Regions from separate parts of the Mus musculus genome. Here regions 1, 2, 3 and 4 are each linked to region 5. The links are chromatin loops, found by intact Hi-C in ENCODE. Cell type or tissue: heart. All regions are shown on one strand. Each heading gives the region's core, and the rest is flanking DNA. Links, peaks and the distances in the headings are about the cores only. Region 1 holds the start of Tm2d1 (TM2 domain containing 1). Region 2 holds the start of Usp1 (ubiquitin specific peptidase 1). Region 3 has its middle 76 kb from the start of Gm34784. Region 4 overlaps Nfia (nuclear factor I/A). Region 5 overlaps Gm38709 (a long non-coding RNA gene).

What was found. A loop is a pair of places that touch in the nucleus more often than their neighbours do. Peaks named below come from ENCODE experiments on the same cell type or tissue, not always from the same donor. Only the 100,000 strongest peaks of a DNase experiment are listed, where the experiment ranks them.
Region 1: it touches region 5 in a loop (3-fold over the local background); 7 of 42 quality-filtered maps call a loop at or near these places.
Region 2: a loop joins it to region 5, with 3 times the contacts of the local background. A loop is called at or near these places in 3 of 42 quality-filtered maps.
Region 3: a loop joins it to region 5, with 2.2 times the contacts of the local background. A loop is called at or near these places in 4 of 42 quality-filtered maps.
Region 4: it touches region 5 in a loop (2.6-fold over the local background); 4 of 42 quality-filtered maps call a loop at or near these places.

The regions. Positions count from the first base shown.
Region 1 is chr4:98,380,871-98,386,782 of GRCm38, forward strand. It overlaps Tm2d1 (TM2 domain containing 1), which reads right to left and starts at 2,395. Exons shown (of 7, transcript NM_053157.2): 1 at 2,200-2,395. The coding sequence starts at 2,366. In heart, for the core only: a CTCF peak has its summit at 2,325; a DNase peak (open chromatin) is centred at 2,381; H3K4me3 peaks cover 1,413 bases; H3K27ac peaks cover 866 bases.
Region 2 is chr4:98,920,975-98,926,886 of GRCm38, forward strand. Usp1 (ubiquitin specific peptidase 1) reads left to right here and starts at 2,836. Exons shown (of 9, transcript NM_001301414.1): 1 at 2,836-3,269; 2 at 5,462-5,700. The coding sequence starts at 5,531. In heart, for the core only: no CTCF peak of the experiment used is centred there; DNase peaks (open chromatin) are centred at 1,277 and 2,377; H3K4me3 peaks cover 4,147 bases; H3K27ac peaks cover 3,436 bases.
Region 3 is chr4:98,198,748-98,204,659 of GRCm38, forward strand. It overlaps the pseudogene Gm12691. Among named protein-coding and RNA genes, the nearest start is that of Gm34784, 76 kb to the left of the region's middle. In heart, for the core only: no CTCF peak of the experiment used is centred there; a DNase peak (open chromatin) is centred at 2,564; H3K27ac peaks cover 2,512 bases.
Region 4 is chr4:97,918,759-97,924,670 of GRCm38, forward strand. The region is part of intron 2 of Nfia (nuclear factor I/A); the gene reads left to right. Among named protein-coding and RNA genes, the nearest start is that of Gm40208, 16 kb to the right of the region's middle. In heart, for the core only: a CTCF peak has its summit at 3,113; DNase peaks (open chromatin) are centred at 1,903 and 5,333; H3K27ac peaks cover 1,081 bases.
Region 5 is chr4:97,748,394-97,754,305 of GRCm38, forward strand. It overlaps Gm38709 (a long non-coding RNA gene), which reads right to left. Exons shown (of 5, transcript XR_003955232.1): 5 at 2,254-5,912. It also overlaps a transcript of Nfia not described here. Among named protein-coding and RNA genes, the nearest start is that of Gm38709, 26 kb to the right of the region's middle. In heart, for the core only: CTCF peaks have their summits at 2,752 (motif pointing right) and 2,959; DNase peaks (open chromatin) are centred at 2,808 and 3,498; H3K4me3 peaks cover 1,796 bases; H3K27ac peaks cover 2,298 bases.

The DNA.
Region 1 (5,912 bases), core at 246-5,245, 630 kb after region 5:
TGGGAGGCAAAGGCAGGAAGATCTCTCGAGTTCAAGGTCATCATCTACAGAATGAGTTCCAGGTCTGACAGGGCTATGTTGAGACCCTATCTCAAAACAAAACACCCAAATACACTTTTTTAGTGTTCCCTAGAAAATAGTTGAAAGTTAAATTATTGTATAGAAGTCATAAAATAAATTTCTATCAAAAGTTCTAGCAGATGATGCCATCTTCGAAGAATATCAATCCGGGAACAGACAGAAAGCAGCATCAAATTAAAAATCTTCACCAAATTATTTTTAACTTTAAAAACAGATCAGTTTCCAGAGCTCTGGATTCAACTAATTCACACTTAATTCCATGTAACACAAACAGATGAGGAAGATATTGTTATTCCTATGCCACAGAAGCACTAGCTGAGTGTTTAACTTTGAGTGGCTTATCCAGTCATGTAAGTGACAGGCAGCCAAATCAGATCTGTTGACTCAAAGCTGGGATACTGTGCATCTGTTGTAGTTGTTATCTCTGTGGTCAGTGGCTCCAGTAGGATCTTAAGTTACTGAAAACCACTCTCGAATAGATGTTAGAACAATAAGAATGTTTCTAAGTTTTATTGTCCAAAGATTGTATGGTTCACACTGCAATGGGATAGGTATGGTGCATACAGGGTGTCTCTAGTCACAGGTGGACCCTTATTTGGACTTCTGAATCACTTCTGGAAAGGTCATCTTTAGTTAGTTGTCATTAAGGCAATGTTCAGTTGTCACCAGAGTTCTACAGGCTCAGTCACTTCTCACAAGGGTTCAATAGCTCATAATCAGCTCAAATACTTCTTAGAAGGACACTCTCATCTTTCCTAAGACAATGATAAACTCAGTATGTCAGCAACTCCCTGCATAATGGGGTTGGCAAAGCAAATTAGAGGTAATCTGTGCAAATCTAATGCATGCTCTCCTTAACTCACAGATCTCTCTCTCTCTCTCTCTCTCTCTCTCTCTAAGTCAGGGTTTCTCTGTTTCTCCTGGCTGTCCTGGAACTCACTCTGTAGACCAGGCTGGCCTCAAACTCAGAAATCTGCCTGCCTCTGCCTCCCGAGTGCTGGGATTAAAGGCTTGGGCCACCACTGCCTGGCAGATTCTCTTAATTGTAAGATTTTTCTTAAGACTCTTTCTTGCTTCTGCAGGTTTGAGGATCTGTACACAAATGTCTGAGGCACTGTGTCAGTACCCAAAGTTTTGTTCAAACATAGTTTTTTGAGTATAACACGAATTTCACCTTGTTGCTCTGCGGTGCGCTAATGTAATAAGACAGTTCACCCATTCCTAAATCAGATTTCTCATCTGTAAATAAACACCCAACGAAACTGTTGTGGTAATTAAATTAGCATAAATGCTCCCTTAAGTTGGTAGTCACTGGTATAAGTATGTTTTAGACTTAAATTATTTGCTCATTCAAAAGCCCCCACCCCTAACTATGGCCAGTTGATGGCTGCTAAGTTAGAGAGTCATAGGTTTAAGTCCCAGGTAAGGCAACCATGCTTCAGCGAATAGCCCCATACCACTGTAGATATGAACAGCACATATCTGACTCCCTGTGTTAGTTTTCTTTTTTTTTTTTAAGTGTGTGTGGTAGGGGTCGAGGTTAAGGGGGAGTGGGAGGGAAGACAATGTAGAAGGAGTTTGAGGTTGAATATGATCAAAATCCACTGGGTGAAATTCTCACAAAGAACTAATACAAATATTACATTTTAAAACATCCAAGAGGATCTCTAATTTTAAAACATAATAATAAGTTGTCTAAAATCACAAAGTGAAGCCATCTGAGGATGGCTGTAGGTGATATATGTTACGTTAATGACAAGTGAGACACATGCATTGGTTCACTAGTAATTACTTGTCTCCCTCAACACCTGCAAACTTTCAGGAACGCGTCGAACAATTTTCGCATCTTTTGTGTCTGGGACACAACCTAGATGTGTGTGTGTGTGTGTGTGTGTGTGAGTAAGTGGGCAAGCCGGTAAAATCCATGGTCAATCGGAGAAGGAAGTGCCAACCACTGATCGGTCCAGGGAAAGCCCACGGTGCTCGCCCTTCGTCCCCACAGCCCTCCTCACCTCCCGGGGTCCAATGGTCACTAGAGCCACAGCGGAGGCCACGGTCCCCATCCCACAGCCCGGGGTCCAGCTGACCGCCTGAGAACGGCGGCTTTCCGGAGGATATTGTCCCACCCTGAGGTCCTCACACTTGGGTGTCTCCTCGCCCCCGACAGCGCCAGAGGCAGCAGCCCCACAGTGTCCCGCGGCGACCGTCACGAGCCACAGGGTGCGGAGAAGGCCCGGAGGCCCCGCCGCTGGGGAAGCCCGACCCGCGGGCCAGGCGGCCGCCATGTTGGGCACCGCGTCCTCGCGCTTCCGGTTCCGCCTCCTAGAGAAGGAAGGGCCTTAAAGGGGCCTGGCAACCGTGGCGCAGCTTAGGGCTTCTAAAGGCTACTCCCTAGGATAACTTGGCACAGCTACATCAGCGAGGTTTTCGAGGGTTGTTGTTGTTGTTGTTTAAATATGTTCGCTTGTTATCTTTGAGCAGGGACCATCTTAATCTCTGTATCGTTCCAATTTTAGTATATGTACTGCCAAAGCAAGCATGGAAACTTTAATAATAATAATAATAATAATAATAATAATAATAAAAACATGCCCATGTCCCAGGGAGACTGCTCAGAGTGTAAAGGCACTTGTTCCGGAGCCTGAAAATTATTTAAATTCAATCCCTGGAACCCACATGATGGAAAAAAAAAAACGGATTTTCACATACACACACACTTTTTAAAAAACTGAATAATTATATAAAAAAATACACGTTTGGGAGTCTTCTCTAGTAGCTTCCCTGAGAACCCTCACAAGGAGACAGAAACTGCTCCTTCTGATGAGCCCCAGCTCCTGGTGGGCACCAGTGTTGATCCTGGAGGCTCTAAAGGATGAGGGTTTCCCTAGGGTTGGAAGAATTTAGATTTAGACTATCTAGAAGTGACCCAAGTGCAATTCTAGATTGCTGTAGACATTATATAGTGGACAAGTGTTCGAGGACAGAATATTGGGCTGAAGAGATGGCTTAGGAGTTGAGAACACTTGCTGGTCTTACAGAGAACCAGGTTAGGTTCCTAGCACCCATGTATTGGCTAAAGCCCTGTAATTCCAGTTCCAGATTGAAGGTCCCCTTCTAGCCTTCTCAAGCTCTATGCACATATTTGGCTCCATGGGTAAAATCCTTTGTTGCTCTGCCTGACAAATGAATTCAATCCCTGGGACCCACAAGGTGGAAATAGCAGACAAAACACTCACATGCATAAAATAAAAATAAATATTGAAAAAGACAGAATATCAGTTATACATCTTACACAATGATAAAAGAACCTTTCCACTTAACTACTACTTGGACTCAGAATGTTCTAGTGATTTTTTAAAATACAACATAAACCCAAAGGACTAAAGGAAGCAATTCTGTGCCTCAGGATTATTGAAATTATGATAGAATTAGATGGTTTCCTGCTGAGTGCAAGAATACTGCTGATCTGTGTATCAATTTTAATACAGATTTAAAACAATTACTTAGAACTGCTGATGCTTTGCTGATTAATCCCATTACTGGATCTATTTTATGGCTTTAGTGATTATCTTTATTCTCTTCCACAATATGTAAATTTAAAAGAATTAAAAGGATTCTGTAAGACAGCAATGAAACTATAAAACTTTTGACTCCTGAGCTGGGATAGTGGTAGAGTTGCCTAGCAAGCACAAGTCCCTGGACATAGTCCCCTGCATCCCATGGACAGAAAATTGACTCTTGAATTGATGATGTATTAAAGTATTGATGATGTGTCACTTCCTCTTACAAGCCTCTTACGTCTGTAATAAAGTAACTTCTCTGTTTTGCAGTCTCATGATCACATAAATTACCATGATCACATAGCTGCTACATTATTTAAATTTGATAGAAACTTAAGCCTCATTTTTTATTTTCATTCTTCTCTCATAGATTGCATTTCAACTAGTTTCCCTCCCCTCCCCAGTCTTCTCTCTTTCTCTCTCCCCAACCCCCCCCCTCTCTCTCACACACACACACACACACACACACATCCTGCCCCTGCTCTGCCTCCTCTCAGAAAAGAGGAGGCCTTCCAGAGACTTCAACCAAACACAGCATAACAAACTACAATAAATTCAGGCACATAGCTCATATCAGATCAAGGCTGAACAAGGCAATCCAGTAGGAGGAAAGTATGTCTTGTTTCCCCCACGAGTAGAAAAAAGAGTCAGGGATCCCACTGCTGGGATTCCTACAAAAACATCAAGCTACGCAGCCATAACTTATGTGCAGAGGACCTAGGTCAGATTCCTACAGGCTCCCTGACCTCTGTAAGTGCCCATAAATCCTGGTCAGTTGATCCTGTGGATCGTGTTCTTGTGGTGTCCCTGTTGCCTCTAGTCCCTTCCTCCCACCTCATCTGCAGGACTCCTGAGCTCTGCCGAATGTTTGGCCGTGGGACTCTGCATCTGCTTTTATCAGTTGTTAGATGAAATCTCTCTGATGGCAACTATGCTAGGCTTTTGTCCCAGAACACTCTCACGTCAGGACAAACTGTAGCTTGAAGGTTTTGTGACTGGGTTGGTGTCCTAAATCCCTCCACTTGAGGGTTACAGAAGATGGCCTGCTCAGGATCCATGTCCTACTTGACTAGGAGGTGTTGCTAGAGTTACTCTCATAAATTTTATGGAGTTTCCATTGCACTAGGTTTCTAGCTGACCCTGAAATACATCTCAATTCCAACAGTTTCTCCCAGTCTTTTCTCCCCGACCCTCATCACTCCTATTCCATACCTGCCCCAATCCTTCCTGGAAGTCTATTCTATTTCCCCTTCCCTGAGAGCTCATTGCATCCTCACTTATGTTCCCCCCCCCCCCTTACTTCACAGCTAATAGTCATTGTGAGTACACACCATGTTTGTCTTTCTGAGTCTGAGTCACCTCACTCAGAATGGTTTTTTTTTTTCTAGTTCTATCAGTTTACCTGCAAATTTCATGTCACTGTTTTCAGCTGCTGAATAATACTCCACTGTGTAAATGTACCATTTTGTCTTTATTCATTCTTTGGCTGAGGAACACATATCTTGTTTCCAGTTTCTGGCTATTACTAATAAGGCTTTGAAGAACAGAGCTGAGCAAGTGTCCTTGTGGTAGGATGAAGTGACCTTTGAGTATATGCCCAAGAGAGGTAGATCAATGCTCAGTTTTCCGATGAGCCACAATATTGATTTCCAAAGTGGCTCTTCAAGTTTGCACTCCCACCAGCAGTGGAGGAGTGCTGACACTGGCTCCACATCCTTGACAGCAGGAGCTGTCACTAGTGTTTTTGATCTTAGTCATCCTGACAGGAGTAAGATGGAATCTCAGAGCCATTTTGATTTGCATTTCCCTGATGCCTAAGGATTTTGAACATTTAAGTGTTTCTTGGCCATTTGAGTTTCCTCGGTTAAGTCTCAACATATTTAACTCCTAGTTTCTTTATTATATGAAGTGCCACAGAAACTCTTCAGACTTTTACTGAAAGCAAAGGACATGAATAGCAGTCTCACTATGTAGCCTGGCTAGCTTAGAACTCACTATGAAACCCAGGCTGGCCCTGGACTCAGAAAAACCTGTCTGTCTCTGGCTTCCAAACATTTACGTGTAAGGAATGCACTCCCATGCCCAGCTACATTGGTTCCTAAGATTTTTATATAAGTGTATTTTACTTTCACTGAAGATTAATTTTCCACACAGAAAATATCTGAGGAATAACAGCCTAACATATGTCTCTATGAGATAAAAGGTTTTCCTCAAATCTTTTTTTTTTTTTACTTGACTATATGAAAATTTTCCTCTGGTAATAACATCAGG
Region 2 (5,912 bases), core at 468-5,467, 1.2 Mb after region 5:
TGGGTTTCAGGGTTGTTTGGCTTCACAGAAAGCAACTTTTACCCACTGAACCCTGGTGGCTGTCGTCCTCCTCCTCTTCCTCTTCCTCCTGAGACAGGGTCTCTCTATGTAATCAAGATGGGCTGTGACTCACGAGTCTCTTGACTAAGCCTTTCAAGTGCTTGCATAATAGGAACACACCACAACACCTATATCTCAATATATGAAAGCATGCCAACCCACTGAATTTCTGGCAGTTCTTCTGCCCCAGCCTCCTTGGTGAGGGATTCCAGGTGTGCACCACTGTACCTGGTGCGACTCCTACCAGCTTAGCATTTCCACTGTCACTGTATTTCAAGTCACCATTCAGTCCTTGACTCTGAATCATCCTCTTCGTGGTTCTTCTTGCTTGTGCTCTGAGGTCTAGCTTTTTTTTTTTCCCCCACCACAAGTTATGGTATAAGCACTGCTACCTACTAGTTCCAATGTACTATTCAATGCTACTCAGCGAATTTAATAAGAGCTTTAACAGGACAGAAGGGGGAATTATGAGAAGGAACTTAGACAGGGAAGAGAGCCCCTTGGTCAGCCTCTGATGGCTGAGAATTCCAACTCATTTGCGGTAAGGCTGCCTACACAGTGATATTGGTACAAAGATATTTAATGCTAAAGTAACAGTAACCCAGGTTTAAGGCTGGAGTGTGGAGACAGAGCTGAGTAGAGCCTCATTCCTTTCTTTAGACATCGCCTAAGAATCTTAAATGAACTTTTAGTTCTGTTTTCCTAACTCTTCGTATCTCTGAGGGCTGGATAGTTACTTTACCCACCCCAACCCTGTCAGGAGCCTTCTAGAAACCATCCAATGATCTCATTTTAGGTTTCTTAGAAATCCTTTAGAAATAGAAACTTTGAAATCCTATAAATGACTTTTATTATTATAATTATTATTATTTTTAAGTTTCGATTGTCCCTTGAGTTTGTGCCCATTCTTGGACTGGTCTCTCTGGGATCCTTCCACTACAGCCATGTTTTCGTAGTTTATCTTTCCCTGCCCCTACAGTAAAGTATCTTTAAACTCCAAATCTGCTTCACAAACTGGCAAGTCTGAAAATGAGTTTCTGGAATTAAGCCACGAATCCCAGTTTGGACCGGGCGAAGGTCCCTAAAAGTTGACAGGAACTCCTCAGGCTGCCAGCTGACCCTGGAAAGTTGTGCATCCTGCTTGTTCCCACATACGCCCATTTCACTACAGTTCCTACCGTCGTACTTAGACTCCCTATTATCCAAGCATCCTGTCCTCATTTCCAACACCAAGCTTCTAAAGCTCCCGGTGCTATGGACACGTGTGATGTGCAGCTCATCTTCTCCCACAAATGGACCTCCCCTCCATGCCATTCAAAGTACACTTCCTGGAACTGTCTGCTGAAACGTCAGTCTTCATTATCCCATCGAAACGACCAAACGGTTACCTTTTTAAAAAAAATCTACCATTTACACTATTTCAAATCACCAGTTTAATTTCGGTCTTCAGTAGACTGTAGATCATGGAGTACATTCCCTTCGCTTGTTATCCCTACCATGCTGAAAATAGTTCAACAGGGCATTAAACAGGGCAACACACACGGAGGGCACTAAACAGGGCAACGCACACAGTGGGTACTAAACCGAGCAACACACACCGTGGCCATTCAACAGACCAACTCACGATGGGCATTAAACAGGGCAACGCACACAGTGGACATTTAAAAAACAACAAAAAAACCCCACTTGAACGGATTTGTACTGAGTTCTCATCAGCTGTAGTACCGCACTGTGAGATCATCTCACAAAAGACAGAGCATACAGAACCAAGCCCAAACCGGGTGAGGCTGTGCGGCTGCCTGTGGGTCATTCGGTACCGGCTCGCGCCAGAACCCGTTGAAGCTCCAGCCGCGAGACCAGCCTGAGAACTAAAACCCTTGTGCAGCCTGCGAGAGGGGAGAAGGACCCGAGGCTCCAAGGCGTTCGGCTGTGCACTGTCTAGCTAAGGCAGTGCTCATTCTTAACGCACAACTTGAGATAGGGTGGACCGCGGCTTCCTCGGTAAACTGGACGCCCAGCGGGCGCCGAGCAGCTAGCAAAGCGCATCAGCCATTTTCCGAGCGTCTTTGGTAACCCTTCCGGAGAGGGCACGCCAGGAGGGGGAAGAAAAAAAAAAAAAAAGAAAGAAAGAGGCGGGCCTGCACCGGGGCCTCGGCCCAGAAGCCACACCCTCCGGGCTCGCCACCTCCCCATGCTAACAAAACGGAAAGCGGAACCCTAACCTCGGCAGAGAAAGCGCGCACTGGAGCGCCAATGAGCTTGCAAAGAGCCGCTCCAGGGCGCCGTATGCTCTCCCGGGATTGGCTGGGCCTCGTTCCTTGTACTTTTTTTATTGGTCAGACTGTCTTCTCTGCCGGCTAATTGTTTTATTCGTATAGGTACTTTTTGATTGGCTCTTCCTGGTGGGGCGGAGGAATGAGGTTTTGGAAATTGTTCAGCCTGGATTGGCGCATTTGAGCACCTGAGGAAGGGGCTTGTCCCAGTCACTCCCTGTCCCATCTCCCGACCCGTAAGCTCCCTCCCCTTCAACTCGCGAGTGCTAATGTTTAAAAAGAATTAAAAAAAAAAAAAAAAAAAAAAAAAAAGAGGGCGTGAGCGAGCGAGTGAGCCTCCTGCGCGCCAGCCCGGCCTCCTGCGCAGCGCGCGCCTCTGCGAGGACCCGCGCGAGCTGCCCGTGCCGCTGCCTGCGCTGTTTAAACTGCAGAACCCGTTAGGCCCCGGGAGGAACTACCGTTCCAGCTGGTTCCGGAGCCGAGCGTGCCGGGGGCGAGGGGCGGTCGCGCGGCGGCTCGCGCCTTTCGCGCCTCTGCAACGTGGAGAGGAGAACCGGCACTTTCCGTGGACGCCACCTCCAGCCGCGACGCTGGCGCGGGCGGGGGTTCACTCGCGGGGGTCCTGAGACTGAGGAAAACGCGCCAAGTTCCCCCTCGGCGGCCGTGCGGGGACCCTGCGGCTCGGGAGCGCCGCCACCGCTGTGCGCCCGTAGCCTTCCCGGCCGGGCTGCGCCGGGGATGTAGTGGTGCCGCGGCGGGCAGGACCGAGCGGCGGCCCGGCTCCCGCTCCGCGGACGAATGGTCACTCCCCCGCGGGAGGCGCCCACCAGCGATCCCTCTCCCGGGACGGCGGCCGGGCTCACCTGTCGCGCCCGCACTCTGCCCGGCTGGTCTCCCCGGCGGCGGCGCCGCGGACTCGCGAAGGGCCATGACCGGGTAAGGAGCGCCCGGGGTTCAGGGCCCGGGGCTGCGCGGCAGGTGCTGACGGTGGGGAGGGCCCCTTAGGCTCGGGCTGCGCTGCGAGGGACTGCCGGCGGGCGCGGCGACCCCCGGGGTGGCACACCCAGGACCCAAGTGCCCCTCTGCCCACGCCTTTCGTAATGGGAGAGGCTGGCCGGGAGAAGAGATGTTTGTGATCGCAGTGTCCTGGGTCGGGGCTTGCGAAATTTTACCGCGCATTTTCTTGACTTACAGTTTCTCCAGAAGTGTGTACGGCGCCACGTGTCTTAACCCTGCGCCCAAGAGTTTGTTTTTATTGTTTCACGTTTTTCTTGAAAGAAGAGTTGAATCCTATCATTGTACACAGATTTGAAAAGTAGTGGGACTGAGGATTCACGGTGTCATTTGGTCAAGAAGACTTAGGGCTAAGTTCATTGTGCGAAGCTTGGGTTATAGTTCTGGAGAGGCTTTTTTGACTGAAAGCTCTGAGAAGGGACGTGGAGAACATAAGATTGGGCACCCGGGAAAGTGTCGCGCTCTTGGTGACCATCAGTGCTGGCTGGCTGTTTAGAGGGTCCCAGATTGGGTGGCTGGCCGAGATGACGGCCGCTGTTTGAGCTGGCTGATGACTTTTCTCTCACTGGCTCCCAGGAAGACACCTTTCCGGAGTCATTAGTGCTTGGGGGAAGTCTGACAGTTTTGCGAAGGCTGGTTTATCATTCCTAACAGGTCATTTCATCAAGAACATTTAAGGGGCCAAGAGACAAAAATTTAAGTTGCAGATAAGATGGGAAATTTTGCCAGTTGTCCAGTTTTTCCTGAGTTGGTTCCCAGAAATGGTTTCCCTGCAGTGTACAGTGAACTGGGGTGAAATGTTTAGGGGTAGAGTTTGAATCAATTTGTGTGTACCTCAACTACTTACTACTTGGGTACCTATATTTGAAACTCGTTCATATTTTTGGAATATTGGAATAGAAGGATTATCTTTCTTCTAGATGTTCCAAATAAAAAATAAATTTCTATAAAGTATCACAGGTATTGCCGTATCTCTCTTCCTCCCTCCCCCGCTCCCGTTTAAAGTTTTACCTTGAAACTTCTAGTCACATAGCTTAGAAACAATTGGAGCTGGGTGTAGCTTGGCCGTAGGACTTCCCACTGGGGAGAAGAGGCTGGCAGGTAGATTTTTGAGTTCCAGGCCAGCCAGGGCTACACTGGGAGACCCTGTCTCAAAACAGAGCATAGTTGGAAAACTAAAGTATATTGTAATCTTTAGCACACATGAGACGGGCAAGTTTTTCCGACCTCTGTTCCAGCTTTGTATGTGTAGTTCACATTGACTACAAGTGGCCTTGTAGACTGTAGTCCCCACTACTACTTTGGTTTCTTATTCATTCCTGATTTTTACCATTGTTCAGTTGCTATTTTTGTATATAGAAAATGAAATTTTGCTTAAGCCTATTGTTTTCAAACTTTGTGTGTGTATGGGTGTGCACAGGAAGTTCAGAGGGCACACTTGAGAAGTTGAGTCCCTGGGATTAAGCTCAAGTTGGTAGGGTTAGCAGCAAGCGCCCTGACCCACTGGACCATCTCACTGGCCCAGAGTTTTTGCTTCTTATTGTATGAATGATTTTAGTAAATGGATATTTTTGAGATATGGCTCTTAATGCATGTACATATACACATACCCATACATATGCATATGTATACCCACATTATGGTAATAAGAATTTAGTAGCAATTTTAAAGGAAGTTTGTGCGGGTGTGTCTGCATGCATGCATATATGTATCATTGGCATTTAAGCCAGTGGTTCTCCACCTGTGAGTCAAGACCCCCCAGTAGTGTGTCAAACAACCTTTTTTACAGGGGATTTCATATCTGGCATATCAGATAGTTACATTAATTACCATTCATAGCAGTAGCAAAATTACAGTCAGGAAGTAGCAACAATAATTTTATGGTTAGGGGTCAGCACAACATGAGGAACTGTATTAAAGGGTCACAGCATTAGGAAGGTTGAGAACCATTGATAAGCAATAAACTCTTAAGTGTCTACTGTCAGGCATTAGGTTTTGAAATAAGATGTCCTGATTTGTTCCATTCTTTTGGTAAATCTTTTCATAGTTGCTAATTTTGTCACTTACATATGATAGCTGGGGACTAATGAAATCTTTTTGTATGTGATTAATAGATTTAATTGGTGATTACAGCTTCCTTCAATAAGTTAATTCTCGTCAACTCCTTGCAATTTTGAAAGAAAATGCCTGGCGTCATACCTAGTGAAAGTAATGGGCTTTCAAGAGGCAGTCCATCCAAGAAAAACAGACTGTCTCTGAAGTTTTTTCAGAAAAAGGAAACTAAAAGAGCCTTAGACTTTACTGATTCTCAAGAAAATGAAGAAAAAACTTCTGAATATAGAGGATCTGAGATGTATGTATTTTATTTTAAATGTATTTCGTTTTCTTTTTTTTTCTTTTTTCTTTTTTTTTTTTTAAAGATTTATTTATTTTATGTGTATGAGTACACTGTAGCTGTCTTCAGACACACCAGAAGAGGGCATCAGATCCCATTAAAGGTGGTTGTGAGCCACCATGTGGTTGCCAGGATTTGAACTCAGGACCTCTGGAAGAGCAGTCAGTGCT
Region 3 (5,912 bases), core at 399-5,398, 450 kb after region 5:
TAGTTTTCATAGTACCAGAAGTCAGGTGTGTGTTGGGGGGAGTCATCAATGATCTTGTCCAGCTATGAACCCCCTAACTTGCAATAATGAGCAGCATCAGAAGATATGACCATAGGTGCAATGGTGGCATAAATGTTATGGTGGTAAGCAAATTCATTCTGGTAACCAGAAAGCATTCTGATTGGATTTGAGGAAAGACATGCCTGGAATTGCAAATATGGTCAAGAATCCATAGTTGGGGAACTCACAGATCCAGATGTGAATCTACTACTATTACTCTGTACCTTAATGTTTTACTGAAAGTGTTTATCTGACCTAAGGATTTTCTGGTTGACTCTCAAGTCCTTTCAGTATAGGATCATCTCTGCAGAGAGAGATGCTCTGATTTTTCCTTTCCAAGTTTTATACTTTTTAGTTCTTACTTTAATCTTGCTGCTTTAACTAAAACTTCATTGATTAGTTTTTTACTTTAGAGGAAATGCATTCATTTTTCACCATTAAACATAAGGTTGACAACAGTTTTGAGGTGTTAAATTTTTTTATGTTGAAGAATGTTCTTTCTACTTGTACTGTCTTCAGGACAATATGCAAAACCAATACATATACACTCAAACACACACACACACACACAAGTAACTTTTTTATATACCAATAATAAACTTGAAAGGAATTTGTTAGTCATTAGTAGTTCATTTTTTCTGAACTGGTCAGTTCATTTCCCCATATATTGTTTGGATGATTAGTGTTTGTTTCATCGCACACAGTGATTTTTTTCATTTTTCACTTTTAGTGTTTGTTTCATGGCTTCTTTACAAATCCTAGCTGTGAACCTTGTCAAATATTCTGTTTGCAGGAAGAAAATTTCATTCATAATAAATTCAGAAATTTAAGCACTTGGGAATAAACGTGAAGAAAAGAAAGAGCTCTACAGCGAAAACTTTAAAAGACTAAAGAAATTGAAGAAGACACTAGAAAACAAAATAACCTTTCACACTCAAGGATTGGCAAAATTAATATTGTGAAAATGTCTATTCTGTTCAAACTAATGTACAGATTCAATGCAGTTACCATAAAAATGTCAATGACTTTTTCCTAATATAAATAAAATAAATATAAATAAATAAATAAATAAAACTCCCAGATAATGTCCTCTTGATTCCACATGTGCACACACATAAATAAATAGCCAAACATTTTTATTTAAAAATGTCCAATCTCAGACTATTTTGCAGAGCCATAGTAACCAAAACATGAGACCAAAAAAAAAAAAAGAAAAAATAGGAAAAGAAGAGTCACAAGACTCATCAGTAAACCCATGTAACTTCCACCACCTAGGTTTTTAATAAAATTCTCATAAGCATATAACATAGAAACTACTGCTTCCTTAAGTAATGCTAAGAAAAATTGCATATCCACATGCAGTGGAATGAAATTAAGTTCCTATCCCAAACCCTAGACAGAAAAGAATTCAAAGCGAACCAACTCCCCTAAAGCAACATCTGTAACTCTGAACCTTCTAGAGAAAAACATTTGAAGCATACTTCAACACACAGACATAGGCAAAAAAAAAAAAAAAAAAAAAACAACTTTTGAAATGGACTCAAATATCAATAACTGCCCATTTGGGAAGGCATGAAATCAAAAGGCTTCTATACAACAAAGAAAACAATCAGCTGCACAAGTAGGTAGCCTACAGAATGAGAGAGAAAACTTTGTAAAGACATTTGATGTCTTTACATTGACTGGAGACTGTAAAGAAATCACACTGAAACACTGCACATCGCCAAACACTGAATGTGTGAAGCATGAACCAAAATGTCAGCAAATAAATCAACCAGCTCACGAAAGATAAAATATTAATGACTAGTACACATGCGAAAAGATTTTGGGTATTCTTAGCCATCACGAAATGCAAATTAAACTGTATTGAGATCTTATCTTCCTAGGCTTAATGGTTATCATCAAACACACACACACACACACACACACACACACACACACACACACACACGGCAATAAATGCTGGTGAGGAGAAAGCAGGAGAAGAAGCCCTGTGCACTACAGATAGGAATATCAATGACTACAGGTGTAAAGAAATCAACTTGGAGATTTTTCAGAAAACTTTTATGTGTGCTAACTCAGCATGGTACAGAGACACTGGGGCATACACACTTACTGTAGTATTGTTCACAATAGCCAAGACAGTCACAAGATCCTTGAGCTCCATCCACAGAAGAATGAGTAAAGGAAATGTCCTATAAATAGACAATGGAGATTTAAACAGCTGTAAAGAATAACAGAGTATGTCTTTTACAGAACACTGAGTGGAACTCAGGTTCATATGAAGAATAATGAATCAAACTCCGAGAGATAAACATTGCCTATTTTCTCTCACGTGTTGAGGTAGCTGTCTGCAGATGACCATAAAACCTTTCTCTAAAATCCTAAGGGCCTCCACAGTAGTTCACCTATGGACCATGGCCAAAAACTCAAAATAGCATCCTTATCTGCCACTGATACTGCAAGTGCCATCAGGTCTGTGGAATCACATGACCCAAGTGGCAAGCAGCCTGCACTGAAGTGGTTCCAGACACCACTCAAAACTAGCAGCTTTCCCAGTCGCTTGGAACTGGGCATGGTAATAACCCCAAGGGATGAATGTGTTGGACACCCATGTTTCTTACAGTGAGTGCTATTAATATTCACAATGTGCATCTACAGAACTATGGGTAAATAAAATATTGTACTTAGGAACTATGAAGATTATTTTCAGTCATAAAGAATAAAGAAATGATATCCTTTGCAGAAAAAATAGAGTGGGACTAAAATCATAATAGGCCAAGAAACCGGACTTAGAAGAAACTATTGGATTATTGGATGTTTTTCTTATGTGTAATATTGATTTAAGAGAGTGTGTGTGTGTGTGTGTGAGAGAGAGAGAGAGAGAGACAGAGAGAGAGGGAGATGAGAGACAGAGAGAGAGAGGAGAGACAGAGAGAGACAGAGAGAGAGACATGGAAACAGATCTGGGGAAAGGAGAGGGATCCATGGTAGAGAGGAGAACGGGTGGGGGACAGTAATATAAGAAAAAAATGAGTAAAGACCAGTGGATGGACATGTCATAATGAACCACGCCATTTTATATGCTAAGTATTTTTTAAAGGGATTTTCTGGAAGACTCATGTGCACAGTAGTAAACATAGGGGTTGCCAAGGCAGTGACTGCATCACAATAGGTGGACGAAGAAAGAGCAAAATAATTGAAGGCTAAACAAGAGTGATAACTTTGTGATCACTTATGGAATTTAAGCTAGTCAAGGAGGAAGAGAGGAGTTGAGCTCAGATACCTGCTGAGCAAACTGTTGTGGTGGATAGGTTGGAAAGCCAGGAGTAGCCATCCTAGTGGAGCGAGCGCTGACAACAGCCCAGCATGGGAGGCTGTGTGGCTTGTTCACTCCGGTGTTAGAGCAGTTGGCAATGTGGGCATTTCATGTACTTTTCTCTTCGCTATGACCAAACACCTGGAAAAACCCATTTTAGGAAGGAGGGGCTGATTTTGACCCCCAGGTGAAAAAGAGATATAGACCCTCATGGAGAGGAAGGCAGGGAAGCCCAAACACGAGACAGGTAGACCAGCTGTATCTGCAGTCAGGAAGCAGAAAGGAGACAGGAAGTGAAACCAGGCTATAAAAATTCAAGACCTACCCTGCAACCTACTTCCTCCAGAGAGGCTATACTTCCTAAAAGTTCCACAACCTTCCAAGACTGTACTAACAGGGGACCAAGTGTTTAATTAAACACATGAGCTTATGGAAGACTTTTCACATTCAAACTGCAACATGCCATCCTGTCCCTGCTAGGTTCACAGCCAACTCCTAATACAAGAGCATTTAGTCCAACGTCGAAGTCCCTGTGATCTTTAGCAGTCTCAACATTGCCCAAAAGGACAAGGTCTCTTCTGAGACTCAAGGCAGCCTCTTAACTATGAGTTACTGTAAAATCAAAATACAACTTACATATTTCCAGTATGTAATGGTCCAGAATAAACATCCCTGTTCTAAAAGAGAAGAATGAGGCGGAGAAAGCAGGACCAAAGCAAAACCAAAACACACAAGGTAAAGACCAAACCCTACCACTGTACCTCCAATGTCTGGAGCTCATAATGGAACCAGAGGGCTCCAACAAGCTTAGGCATCCCAGCCCTTGCAGCTCTGCTGTTTGTGCCCTACATGACTCTCTCTTTGTCTGGCTTCCTTGATGACTCTCTCCAACATTCTGCCATCTCTGTGGAATTCAAAGTTTTCTCTTCCCAGCTTCTCACAATGGCCTCTCAAGGCTGCTTTTTGGGAAATCCGCCTTGTCACTCATTATCTGGCACCAGCCTTTTTCTGGAACCTTGGGAGGGTCTCCATGCTCTTTCCATATTTGCATCTTTTATGTCTGGAGAGAAAAAAAAAACAGGACCAAGGGAATAACATTGCTAAGTTCTCCTTCCAGCTGAACATGTGGCTTGCCCCTGGGGTCACAGTTGCAGGAGACTGCACATTTCTTAGTGTTAGCACTGATAGAGCCTTCCCTCATGGCATGCCCCCAGTACAGAACATCACGTTTCTCTTTAATGGCACTCATCACTTAACAAAAATTACAGCTGCTTTGTCTGTCGCCACTTTGTCTGCAACGGCAAACTCTTTCATGCTCATTTTCTGACAAACTGTACACTGTACATTTCACCACCACCCCTCCCTGAAAAAGAACACAATTTATAACTATCAGGATGGCTCATGGATAAGAGCTCTTGCCAGAAATACCAATGGCTGGAGACTGATCCCTGGAATCCACATGGTGGAAAAAGAAAGGTGACTCCTGCTGGTTGTCCTCTGACCTCTATATGCATGCTGTAGCATATATACCTACATATGTAAATGTAAAGTAACCATTTAAAAACACAGCTCAAATCTTGTCCTCCTTGAAATTTCCTCCTCTAAACAAATTACCTTGCTACTTTTCAATTCAGCCTCAAGACATGGCAGGATGTAGCCAGATCCTTTGTAAGAATATTACAGGAATTGCCTCTATCCCAGTTCCCTGTATCATCCTCATTTACCTCTGAAGCCTCATGAGCCAGACCTCTACTGTCCATATTTCTCTCAGTATTCTGGTCTTCCTTACTCCCACTGAAGGGGCCCAATAAGCTCTTCTCATAGTATCTAGGGCTCCTCTATCCCATACAGCCAAACTCTTCCATGTTACCCTTTTAGATCAGTACCAAGGACCTAAGAATCATCTGGTCAGGTTTATCAAAGACAGCCCCATGCTTAGTACTGATTTTATGTATCACTTTTCTTGTTACTGTGACGAAAGTACTCAAACAGAAGCAATGGAAGGAAGGAAGGAAGGAAGGGTACATAGATGGATAGATTTATCCACAGACTAAGCCAATGTAGCAGGAAAGGTGTGGGAGCAAGAGCTTGAAGCAGCCAATCACACTGTACCAGGGAGTAGAGCATAGAGAAGAAGTGGGTGGGGCTAAAAAACCTCTCGGTCTGCTCTCAGTGATCCACTTCCTCCACTGAGGAGTCCGTCAGCACCTCCCAACAGAGTACCGTCAGCTGAGTAACAAGTGTCCAAGCACATGAGCACATGGGGGCATGTCACATTCAATCCATAATAGTAGGTATAACTTTCAATTTATTTATGAACAATCAACTAACTGATTCCCCAACATCATGATTCCAGGTGAAGCCCAGAAAGACTGAAATTCAGCCAGTCATAATTTCAGCAGCTAACGTTCAGTAAACGTATTCAAATGTCAACAAGCGTGCTGTGGCTTTGGGGATTCAGAATGTCTGGGAAGACGATGGTGAATCTTAATTGTCAAGGAAATTGAATTCCCAACTGAGAGCCTGGCCCAGA
Region 4 (5,912 bases), core at 359-5,358, 170 kb after region 5:
TCTATTTGGAAAATCATGGCGGGAAGATAGGGCAGGGCTAAGTCATCCTCTCTGGGTGAGAGTTGGTGTGTGAAAAGCCTACTGCACAGAGCTGACAATCAGGACAGTCACTGGAGGGAGCTCCTTGCCTAAGAGGCCAGATTCGAGGGCACTGGGGCTTAATTTCAAAACACATGGCACAAATGACCACGTGCTTCCCAACTTTAAAGTGGGTGTTTGGCATAATTTTTACATTGTGTCTTTGCTATGATTTTCTTAAGTGCATCCAAACCACAAATCAAGACCTTCTCCAAGGTAGATACAGAATAGGTAGATGCAAAAATAAGTAAGTAAGTAAGTAAGTAAGTAAGAAACTGAGAAAAAAGTGTTACGCAAGACTAAAAAGAAGCTAGGGTTTAACTCCTCCATCCAGTTTTTATTTATTTATGTTTGAAGACAGGGCCTCCCTCCTTGTGTACCAACACTGACCTCAGACCCATGATCTGCCCCAGCTTCCTGAATCTGGATTATGGTATGCCAGCATCATTGACACACTTGTATATTTGAATCCTGGTGCATAAGATGAACCATATTTCCTGAGAGAATCAATGAATACACACCCAGAAGCTTCCTTCTCCACATCAGTATAAACTAAGCTCCCATTGGGTGGGAATTTTCATCCCTGAAACATTCCCCAACAGTGGTGAATGAATGAAGCCAAGGCAGTTTTTAACCTGAAACTTTCAGTGATGTGGGAACCCCTGACGTCCATGCAGTGTTTAAAGTAAAAGCCTCTCCTAGCTCTACAGATAAGCACTCACTCTCATTTTCAAGTAGTTTTGTTAAAGCAAAGATACTATATATGAGTTAGCTGGACAACTGACTGATCAATAAATACTTCAGTGTCCGTAGAGAGTTAAGCATAAAATATTATGCTTAACTATATTAAAATGTCAATTCAGAAAAAATAATTTTTTCTTCTGGGCAGAACAGATAAATATGAACTATCAAAAAAAAGTCAAATTATTTTCTTTTAGTTGTATGATTGCCACTACCCCCACTGCCATATTTTATAAATGTTTTGAATGGTGAAACATTCTGTAAGTTCCCCACACTTATAATTTCCTACATCTTCCCTAGATCATGATTTGCTGGGCCCCACTTGTGGTGCCGGGATTTCCCAGGTGTATAATTGACCTAACAGTGCTCATATACCTAGGAATCGGGTATAAGACTTAATTAGTGAACAGTGGTAAAACCCCTCAAGAGAGTCTGAGTCAGAATGGAAGTGCATTGTTATTAATCATTATTACTATTGTTATTATTTTTAAATGGCTTGGAGCCATCTCTGAATTTAGCAATAAAGTAAATGTATCTAATAATTCTTTCTATGTGCATGCTCTGTGGTCATGGGTTTCACAAATTAAATGGTGGAATACTTGTAGGATATGATTATAATGATCCAAGTAAATGATCCTCAACCAATTCAAAATTATGTGATTAAGACCCCAAGGAGCTACAGCAAGCAGTCTCCTTTCCTTCTTTTCTGCTTGGTGTTGACCCTCTGTGTGTTAAATTATGTGAAAGTTAAAAAGCAAACTCGTAACACACTAGCAAAGTGTGTGTGTGTGTGTGTGTGTGTGTGTGTGTGTGTGTGTGTGTGTGTGTGTGTGTGTTTGGGTTAGAAGTTGAGAGTATCCGTGATCCCTTGTCCGAGAGACAAAGAAGCTATTTTAGGTATAGCTAGTTTCACTTTCTGTAAGTGGTAGTGTAAGGCTTTTTTTTTTTTTTAATTCGACATGGGATATGGTCAGCTATCACCTGGACAGTCACAGGTCCCCTCCTGTCCCCTCCTGTCAAGTAGCTGCATTCTGTGTGTGCAAGGCCATGCTGCATGTCCCTGGAGGAGCAGCTTCCACTGCCAACTGTCTGCTTTCAGCTTGAATTATCTCAGGCAGACATCCTGGCTGGCTGCAATGCAGGATGCAGGGCTCGGGCCTGGGAAGACCTAAGTTTGGCAGCCCTAAGTTGGGGAGCGAAAAAGAAAAAGGAAATTCTATCTTTTCTGGTGCTTTTCCCTTCTTGGTTTTCCTAGTCGAAATCAATGGTGGGGTCGATAGCTGGCTCTGACTTGTTCCCTGCATGCTGAGTTTTCCTGATGTAAGCCTTCAATGTCTGGGCTGCAGGCCTTGTGTGTCAGGGAAGGCTTGATGCTGTCACAGCCCTCCTGGGTGACATTTAATTCCCGTGGTAGCCTTTGTAATCCAAGAAGGGAAGCTGAGATCAATTTTTACACCGTTTAGTTGTGGAAGAAAATTTTCTTTCTTCCAGTTGATCATTCTTACAAAAATCAACCATATTTATATATTTTTCTCTAAACAGCAAAAGCGAATAAAATGAGATCTTTGCATTAGTGCGTATTTTGAAATGAAAAACAAATCAAGTCCTGCCCTGAGTTGTTAAAATGAAGTTGGGAATTTTTCACATTCCTTTCCCATGACAAAGAATGACACATTTAATTTAAATATATCCATTTTGGGGAAACAGTAATCTCTACAGTGACAGTATCAGGGTGGTATACAGTCAGCTCCCTGCTCATGTGGGTTTAATGCATATCTGACACTATATGCTGGATTTTATGCATATTGGATAATTAGGAGATTAACCATTATATATGATGTATATTAAGAAGTTTCTATTTTTCTTTGATTTTTTTCCAATGGACTCTTATTGTCTAGATTAGTAATTGCTTATTTTCTCTTCTAAAACTTCTTTTAGTTGCCTGTGTCCTTCCAGTCTAACATTTATTCTTCAATATAATACCTAATACCTCCCCCCCCCCCCACACACACACTGTAATTTTCCTTTCATTGGTTATGGTGTGGTCAATGAAGATAAGATGGTAAGACTGTGTAAAGTTTATTCAAGTTTTGAAAGAGATTTCTTAGTGGATTCAAAATAGGTTGTAAAATCATTAGGAAACATGGAGCTGGAAATATTAACCACTAGCTTAGTAGTGCAGAGCACATACTACTCTTGCAGAGTTCAGTTCCCAGCACCCACAGTGGACAGCTGTTAACTATATGTAACTCCATCTCTAAGAGGATGAGATGCCTCTGGCCACCAGGGGCATCTGCACTCATGTGAACATACTGTTACACACACAGAGACATACACAGACACACAGAGTCATACACAGACACACAGATAGAAAGACACACACACATGCATGCACACATACACTTAAAAGTAATAGAAATAAATCCTTAAAGTAAATTAGGAAGCAACATCCTATGAATTATATTTCTTTAAAATACTAAATATTTTTATTTGAAATAACACAAATATTTGAATGGCAATACCTTAGGAAGAACATTAGAATCAGGCCTTGTCCTCAGTGTTACATATCAATCATGTTGTATTAATTGAAAGGGTTTTATATAATCTCATAAAGAAACAGGCAAACTCCGGGCTTTCTTCTGTACTGAAAATCTATCATTCATGTCTTCCATTACTGCACTATAATTATGGTAAGTGAAGCAGAACAGGATCAATAGAGCAATTTATCAATGCATTCCAAGCCATCCTAGCATGGTTTACGTCATATCACTGCAGATACTGTCACTCAGCAGAGAGACTTTGAGTAGCATAACGAGGTTAGGCTGACCCATTTCAGCATAATGTCTTCCTATGTAATGTTCCAGTTCTGAGCATGATTTAATGAATTGTTTCACTTTGGATGGTATTATATGAATTAAAATATTTCCTGAATTGAAATCGGTTCAGGCTTCAGGTTTAAGAGCCCTGCACTAATGTGAGCACTGTAGTTGATGCTGTGTCTCCCCCCGTTCCTGTGCCTTTCTTTCTATTGCACCTCATTGGAGCTAGAGGATGAGCCAGGTGCCTCGTACACCCCAAGGAGCACTGGTATTTAAATAAATGTGTTGCCGTTTTATTTAGTAACTCTAGTCTTTTATCTTTGGCCATCACAAAATTTAGAATTCTTTAGGCTTTATTGTCCTGTTTGTGATTTGGCAATAATAGTTGGCTAATAAAAGAATAGTTTGGGGATTGTTTTCCCCCCAAAAGTATGAACAATATGGTCCTTTTATCATAAAGCTTCTCCCTGTGTTGATATGGAATTATTAAATATTCATAACATTCAAAGGAAGTTACTGAATCGTGCCGTAAAGTGTTATTTATTTCAGTATGAAAAGATATTTTCGGATTATTGGATTGTCATTTTCCTTTTCCATATGTTGTAAAATTTCACTCACTGTCATTTCACTTAATTCACCAGTGTAGGAAGCTGTACAGGTTTTATAACGATGTCGGTCCCAGCAGTGCACAGTTACTGCTTGTATTTTAAGTTGTTAGACATTAAGAAATGCTTTCAATGATAATGTAGGGTTTTTTGTTTGGTTTGGTTTGGTTTTTGTTCTGGTTTTCTATTTTTATGTAATCAAATACTTCAAAATTAAATATGTTAAAAGGTGAAAGAGTGAAGCCAAAGATGTTTTGAAAAACACCAAAATCTGCAAAGTTTTCCTTTTCTCTGTTTAGATGAGCCTTAAGAGTTATTGTTGGGCTGAGAGGTGGACGTTGTCTCCTTACCCAAGGAGAGTTTCGTACTACATGACTGAGACTTCCCTGGGCTCATGAGATAAGACCATGGGTACAGTCTGTGACACTCGGTTGCCATTGTCTAGAATCTAGTTCTCAGCTTGCCTTTGAACAGACTCTGAAACATTTTGATAATATTTGTGGGTTTTGTGGGGGCCGAGCATGTCTGCCTTTCTTTTCCTTACCTGCTCCTGGTAAGAGCCTCCAACATCATTTAACAGCTTGTCTGCTAACGGCTTAAGGACACAGAATAGCAGCTGCATTACATAATGTGTTCTAAGTTAAGGAATTTGAGATGTCATTACCCAAATGAAGATGTAAATTGTTTTGTTGGCAAGGCTTATAAGGAGGGTTTTGTTGTTGATGGTGGTGGTTTGTTGTTGTTGCTGTTTGTTTTTTTGGTATTTTGGAGGGTTTTTGTTGTTGTTGTTGTTGTTGTTGTTTACCTGCTATCACATTGTATTGGTTAGCATGGACTATTTTAAACCAGCATTCTATTTAAACAGTGTCAGCGAATTCTGAGAGCTTGCCAAACAAATCCTCAAAATGGTTGCCAAGCTGTAAGATGGCTGCCAAGATCTAAGCACACTGAGCAGGTTCAAAATGGTGACCAACTTCTCAGAATTTGTTGGTCAGGTTCTACTTCTGCCAGTCCCTTCCCCCATGCAACTAACACCCAGAAAGAGGGGTGGATCCCAAAGATGCGAGACTTGGCACTAACTCCTTGGCACGAGTCCTTGTAGTGTCATCCAGAGATTCGAGGAGTCACCGAGTACTTCTTGTTTCACATGCTTGGCAGGAGACGATTCGAGGGACACTGGGGTGAAAAGCCATTGTAAAATAACATGGCCGTTTCCTCTTCCTGATCTAGTGTGCACCAGATAATTCTCTGGAAGAGATGTGGGGAGACTAGACAAGGCAATACTTTCTTCAAAGAGCTTTTTAAGCGAGAGCAAAAAGTGTTGACTAAGACTTTTGGGCTGTGCCTTTTTGTACTGCTTGCATGAAGTGGCACAAACTTTATATACAACAGGTTTAAGATTTATTTTAGTTTTGCATTTGTTTACTTAAGTTTATAGCAATTGCATTCTGGCAGTTGTGCTACTTAGCAGATTGAAATAAAATCATAGGGTGAATTAAAACATACTGCTGTTAGTACTGATTAGAATTTTAGCTTAGTGTAAATACCGGATGCAGGGTCCAACTTTTCAGACACTTGGCATGAGCTCAATAGGGATCTCCAGGCTACACAGGAGACAGTGTGTGTGTTTGGATGCTTTAAGAATTCTTGGATAGGTGCAGCAGACTGC
Region 5 (5,912 bases), core at 302-5,301:
GAGGAAGTTTCTACCCTAAAACTTGTATCTTAAAATTCCAAGAAGAAACACTCTTTTATTTCTTTGTAGTTCTGCTAAAATTTAGAATAATATGGAACACATAAAGCACATTCTAAAATTCTATCAACTGCTGTTGCTTACTTACAACAAAGCCCTCTTAATTGCCAACCAGTCACTAAATAAATAAATAAATAAATAAATAAATAAACAAACAAACAAACTGACAACCTGGCCACTTGACCTTACTGTGATAAGGTTAAAGTATTAGGTACCCAGTAGGGCTCTTCAGCTAATGGGTTTCTTTGTGCCACGTGTTTCAAAATGAAAATCTATTAGGTTATTAGAAACACTGTCACTGTGTGGAGAGTGGAGACAACTTGCCGAAGTCTGGGCTCTCAGTAATCTATTGGCAAGGAGATGGATCATAGTTGGAGCTGGCAGGAAGATCTAGGCAGGAGGGCTGTCTTTACAGACAATGCTCTAGCCAAACCTTTTTGTTGCTTAACTTAAGGAATTTGGTGTGTGTGTGTGTGTGTGTGTGTGTGTGTGTGAAAGATGTGGAAGCCAGAGGTCAATGTTAAGTGTTTTCCTCAATAACTCCCCACCATAGTTTTTGAGACAGGATCTCTTACTGAACCTGGGACTTGCCAATTTGACGGATAACCAGTAGCTCTAGGGATCTTCTCTTCCCAGTTAGTTTTTAACACGTTTAAGAAGACTGAACTCAGGTCAGACTTGTGCACCAATAATGTATAGGCCAAGCCATTCTCTCAGCTTTGAGGCCTTTTCGCAAGTTCGGTTATTCTACCAGTGTAAAGGAGGTGCTGTGGGTAGGAATGGTGGTTTGGGTTTTACGCTTTGATGGATGAGAAGGGGAACTCATGCACAATTTTCCACAATGGTAACCCCAAAATGCTGAAAGTAGTATAATTTGCTTCTCTATGTAATCCAAACCTTTCATTATGAAATGCCACTACAAAAAAAGAAAGAAAGAGAGAGAGAGAGAGAGAGAGAGAGAGAGAAAGAGAGAGAGAGGAAGAAGAAAGAAATGTCACTACTATTACATGGATACAAAGAAATGACATATTTGATATATGGGGGAAAGTGCAGTGTCGGCCTTGAGCTATATAGCTCGATGATAGAGCACTTGCCCAGCATGCATGAAGCCCCAGGGTTGAGCTAGGGGCAAACTCAATGTATATATTCTCATAATAAGGGCAACAGAGCCCAACTGCTGTGGTTTAGATGCCAGGACATCAATTGCTATATTAAACTAAACTTTTCCTTGGGCTGTTTGATGAGATTTGGCTGTGTGGGCCGTGAGGTAAGCATAGACTAATTATATTGATAGAAGTATAAGTCAGTCTGTCTCTGGCTTTTCCTACTGCCTCTGTGCCCTGCTCTTTCATCCACTGTCAAGATTTTCTAAGGAAACACTGCAATCATCACCACTTCTTGGGCTGCAAGAGCGAGCCTCTGTCACCCCTTCAGCATGGCACAACCACTAAGGAGCCAAGTCCCCTGCCTGACTTGGATTGAGAACTTTTACAAGTGTCCCAACACAGGTGCCAGTTGAAGTCACTTTCATGTTGTCAGAGGAGGGTTCTCTGCGGGCCTGCTCTGCTGATTCTTAAAATGACTCCCTTGAAAAATAGGCAGGGAAGCCAATAGCCAGCCTGGAAGCAACTTTCCCTGTGGCTTTTGCTTCAGTTCCTATCTTCAGGTTCTCACCCTGCCTTCCCTTACTGATGCACATAACCTAGAATTGTAAAATGAAACAAACCCTTGCCTCTCCAGCTCCCACAAAAGTGACTCCCTTGACCTCCCTGGCCCTCCAATCCCCTTGGGAACTCACAGTTCTTCTTTTCAGAGGTGCTATGAAAGACAAAACCTGTCCTCCTATGTAAAACACCTAATCTGATTTCGAAGAACTTAATACTACTACATATCAAAAGCAGGTTCAGAAACAGACTTGAGTCTGCTGAAGTTGTAGTTATAGCTTTCACCTCTGGATTGTATGTCTTCATCTTTACAGTGGGAATAATGTATATCATATATGGTTCTGACGTTCATGTGGTAATTAACAATTTATAAAGTAAAATGATAATTAAGTAGTCACAGCCATCCACTAATATGTCTCTTTTGTCTATGAGGAGATTAGCCAGTGCTCAAATCAGCTATTGGGGCCACTTGGCTGCCTTTCTCGCCTCTTCCTCCTAGAGACCTAATCTTTCATGGAACAGGAAACACATATGCAGTGTCTTTAAAGTTTTATTTCTCGGAAGATTTTTCCCCCTTTTAGAAATAGGTGGGAGCTCTTAACATGGGCAGTTTCTCACCTACTTTATCTCATTAATTTAGAAAAAAAAAAAACTCTCACGGTTATAGTTCTGAAGGGGAAGAAAAAGGAGAGTGAGTGACGGAGCAACTTGTCCAAGGTCACACAAATACTCTTCCTAATGAAATTGACTGCTGCTCTCCTTGGCTGAAACGTGGGGGAGATACTGGGTTCAAAATCCAGCCAAAACCATTAGAGCGCGAACAAGTCCAATCAGAGCTAGTACTGTTCTGTTTCCCAACTTCTTCACGCCCCCAACGCAAATTTTCGGTATGGTCTAGTCTGCTGTTGCCTGCCAACAGACCTGTTGGTCTGGATTGATTACAGAGATGAGATGGCTGTGCCCAAAATCCTGCCTTGCTTAGGAAAGGATCTCCAGCCTTCTCACCAACGTGCTAGTTGGAACTCGACTGTAGGTGGCGCCCTGCTTCGCTTAGGGGAACTTGAAGGATGAGGACCCGGGTCACCAGCTGCCTTCTCTTAAAGGAAAAAAGTCTTTTTCGCCCGGGACTTCTCTCCCGCTCCCCTGGTGTGGGCGGAGCGGAGCGGTTGCGGTTAAGCAGCACTTCTCAAGAAGTAGAGCCTAGTGACCGACCTCTGAGCGCTTCCTGCCCAGCGTGGCGCTCCTGAGCCGTGCTTGAACCCCAATCCTCCCGCGGCCCAGGCCGTCCTCACCCTTCTACCCCTTCCCCTAAAGTCAGTAATGAGATTAAAGGGCTGAGGACAGTGTGGTTCCTAGTGTGACCCTGTGATTGAGAGGAGGGGGAGAGTCAACTTTACAAAGCTCTAAAAGGCCAAACCTCAAAAGACTTGCAAGAGAAAGCAGCAGGGTGCACCTGCATGGCCTGTTTAGGAACAAGGACCGCCTCCTCAGGACCCGGTATCGGCGCCCTGTGCGGTCTCTTCGTGCTCTTTCTTCCCTCTGGCTCCGGCCTGACCCTGAGCTTTTTCGTTGCAAAGTTGGGTTCCCATATTCGAACCCCATCTTGCACACGTTGGGGTGTACGCGATGGAGCTGGGTGTTGGGGAGTGATCACACCACAGCTGATCTGGGAGCACTTCGGGAGGCGAAGCGGAGCAGGGAAGGAAAGAGTGGAGTCAGTCCTACAGTGGCTGAGCGCTGAGTGACCGGGTCATCGGGATGTCCCGTGGGGTGGGAGGACGCGTAGGGCGGCGTCAACCTCCGGCCTGGGTTGTTCTGCTGTGGCCACAGGCGGACTTGTCCTGTGCGCGGGTCCCCTCTTGAAGATCGACCGAAGTCCTTCCTACGGCAGCTGTGGAGGGAACTCTGGGGGAATGATTTGCTCCGACTGCACTTTGAGAAGAAGACTTTTTCTCTTAAGAGCTTCTGAAGTTGAACGGTGTGGTTAGGGGGAGTCGTGGGCGTCCTCTGCTCGTTACCAGCGGCCTGGGACAGGCCGGAGAATTGTTAAGTGGGTTAGCGAGGCTGGGAGGAGGAAAAGTGAAAGCGGAACTGGATAAGGGAGGAAAGCGTACAGCTACTGAAAAGAGTGTTGGAAAAAACACACTGCAAAAAGCTTATTCTTTTACTCAGTCTTTCTTTGATCGGAAAAAAGTAAAACATACCTGACTTGGATTTTTTCCCCCTACCAATTAGAACCTGTTACACTTTCCCAAGTCCATAAAAGAACTGCAGAGATAAATTTAAATAAACAATGGCAATGGGGTATGTACAGTTGTGACACTTGGTTGCAACACCATTTAGTGACAGCTTTTATCTTGAGAAAAATAGGGATGTAACTATTAATCTCTTGTGCTGCTGCAGGAGATGGGGTCCCTAAGAAGGGAATAAGCCAAATAGAAAGTGCAGTTATGGAAACAGAAAATTGAGATCCATTTTAACACTCTGGTCTTGGGATTCTAGCACTGCACTCTACCCTAGCATTAACTTAGCAGGAATATCACCCGGCCTAGTCTCTGTGTGATTCTTAAGACAAAACAAAGGGCACGCAGTGTTTTCCCTTTAAGGAGCTACAAACAATTGCTGCACGCAGTAACTCCAATAGAAGTGGTCTTCATACTCTCTGGGAGGCAGGAACTGGATTTGGCCTCTTTCTAAGGTGCAGGTGTGTGATTTTTTTCCCCCCAGAGCTGGTGGGTATAAGAGACAGAAACCACAAAGGCAGTGTGTCCTGGTGCCCTGCCCGAGCATTTAAGCAGAGAATGGTGGACATATTGAGGTTGTGCTTCCAATGCTGGCAAAGCTGAGGGATGGATGGATCCTGTCTTCTACAAACCTACACACTTTGCACTCAGCCCCCTTCCTCGGTAAACTGGATGAAAAGCACTTTTATCCCTGAAGGCATAAATGGAGACTTCACTCTCTCTTCCAGGGTCGAAACCTCTGCCAAGGGTTAAATGACAAGCTTGTAGCCCACACTTCGTGAATATAACTTACCCAGAACAAGGGAGCATTTAGTGATGTCGTGAAAGTTGGTATCCTCTTTCAAAGAGATAATTTAAGAAGATGCATAACATAGAAGGAGGACCAGGAATGTTGGGGTTCAGTTGTGTTTGCCAAGGGGATTTGGGTGGAGGTGCAGTATGTTGTGTTATCTTAGACACATGAAGTCTGAACAATGTTATGGCCTTCATAAGCTCTCCTGCCTGAGAAATTAAAAATTGCTGCCACTTTCCCCTTGAGTCCATTTTGTAAACCATGAAAAGCTGAGTATAAATGAATGAAGGTGATAGACTGCTTTGCCCCTCTCCCCTACCCCAGTATTACATTCAGGGTTCCTATTCTGCCAGTTAAAGAGCCAGGGCTTATCACACTTAAAAATGTGGGGGAAAGGTTCAAACACAGGCAGATGGGAACTTAACTCTGGGCATTAGAAGGAAGGATTACAATCAATCAATTAGTCAATCAATCAGTCAATCAATCAATCAACAGGAGAGGAAAATACCTGTTGCAGACTGCAGCAAGCAATAGGAAACAGCCCAGCCTACAGTCCTGTCTGCTCCAGAGGCTGACACTCCATGGCCCTCAGCACCCAGTGCTATGGTTCCAAAGTTGGAAACCAGGGTTTTTAGTTGGATTGGAACCAGCCTTCCCCCACACAGCCCTCTCTGTAACCAGACATTACATCTTCAGTGGCAAAGATGTTTCTATGAAACCTTGCCTCTGGAAAAACGTTTTAACCTGGTGATATACTGCAGTGTCATTAAGTTGTCCTCCAGAAGGCTTGGGAGAGCTGTGTTTTCCTGAAGGGTTCAAGGACACAATTGACGGGGCAAGAGTGAGCTTCCTTAAGTTTTTGTGTGTGTGTGCCTTGAAGAGGGCATTTTTTATTTTTATTTTGGTTGGTCTTTGGTTTGGATTGATATCTGCTTTGTTTCGGTTTTGGTTTTTAACTGCTTGCAATACTTCAAATTCGTGCAACATTTTCCCTATGAGGAGACTGATAATCTTGCTCCATCACCCTAAGCCACCGAAGACAGGCTGCTGAGGTGGTGGACAATTAGATCGGGTTCCTGGAGTTGAGGAGACAGAAAGGTTAGGATTCAGGCCTCTCAAAAATCTCTAACAGGAAAAGAAGTAGCGCCAGGGAGC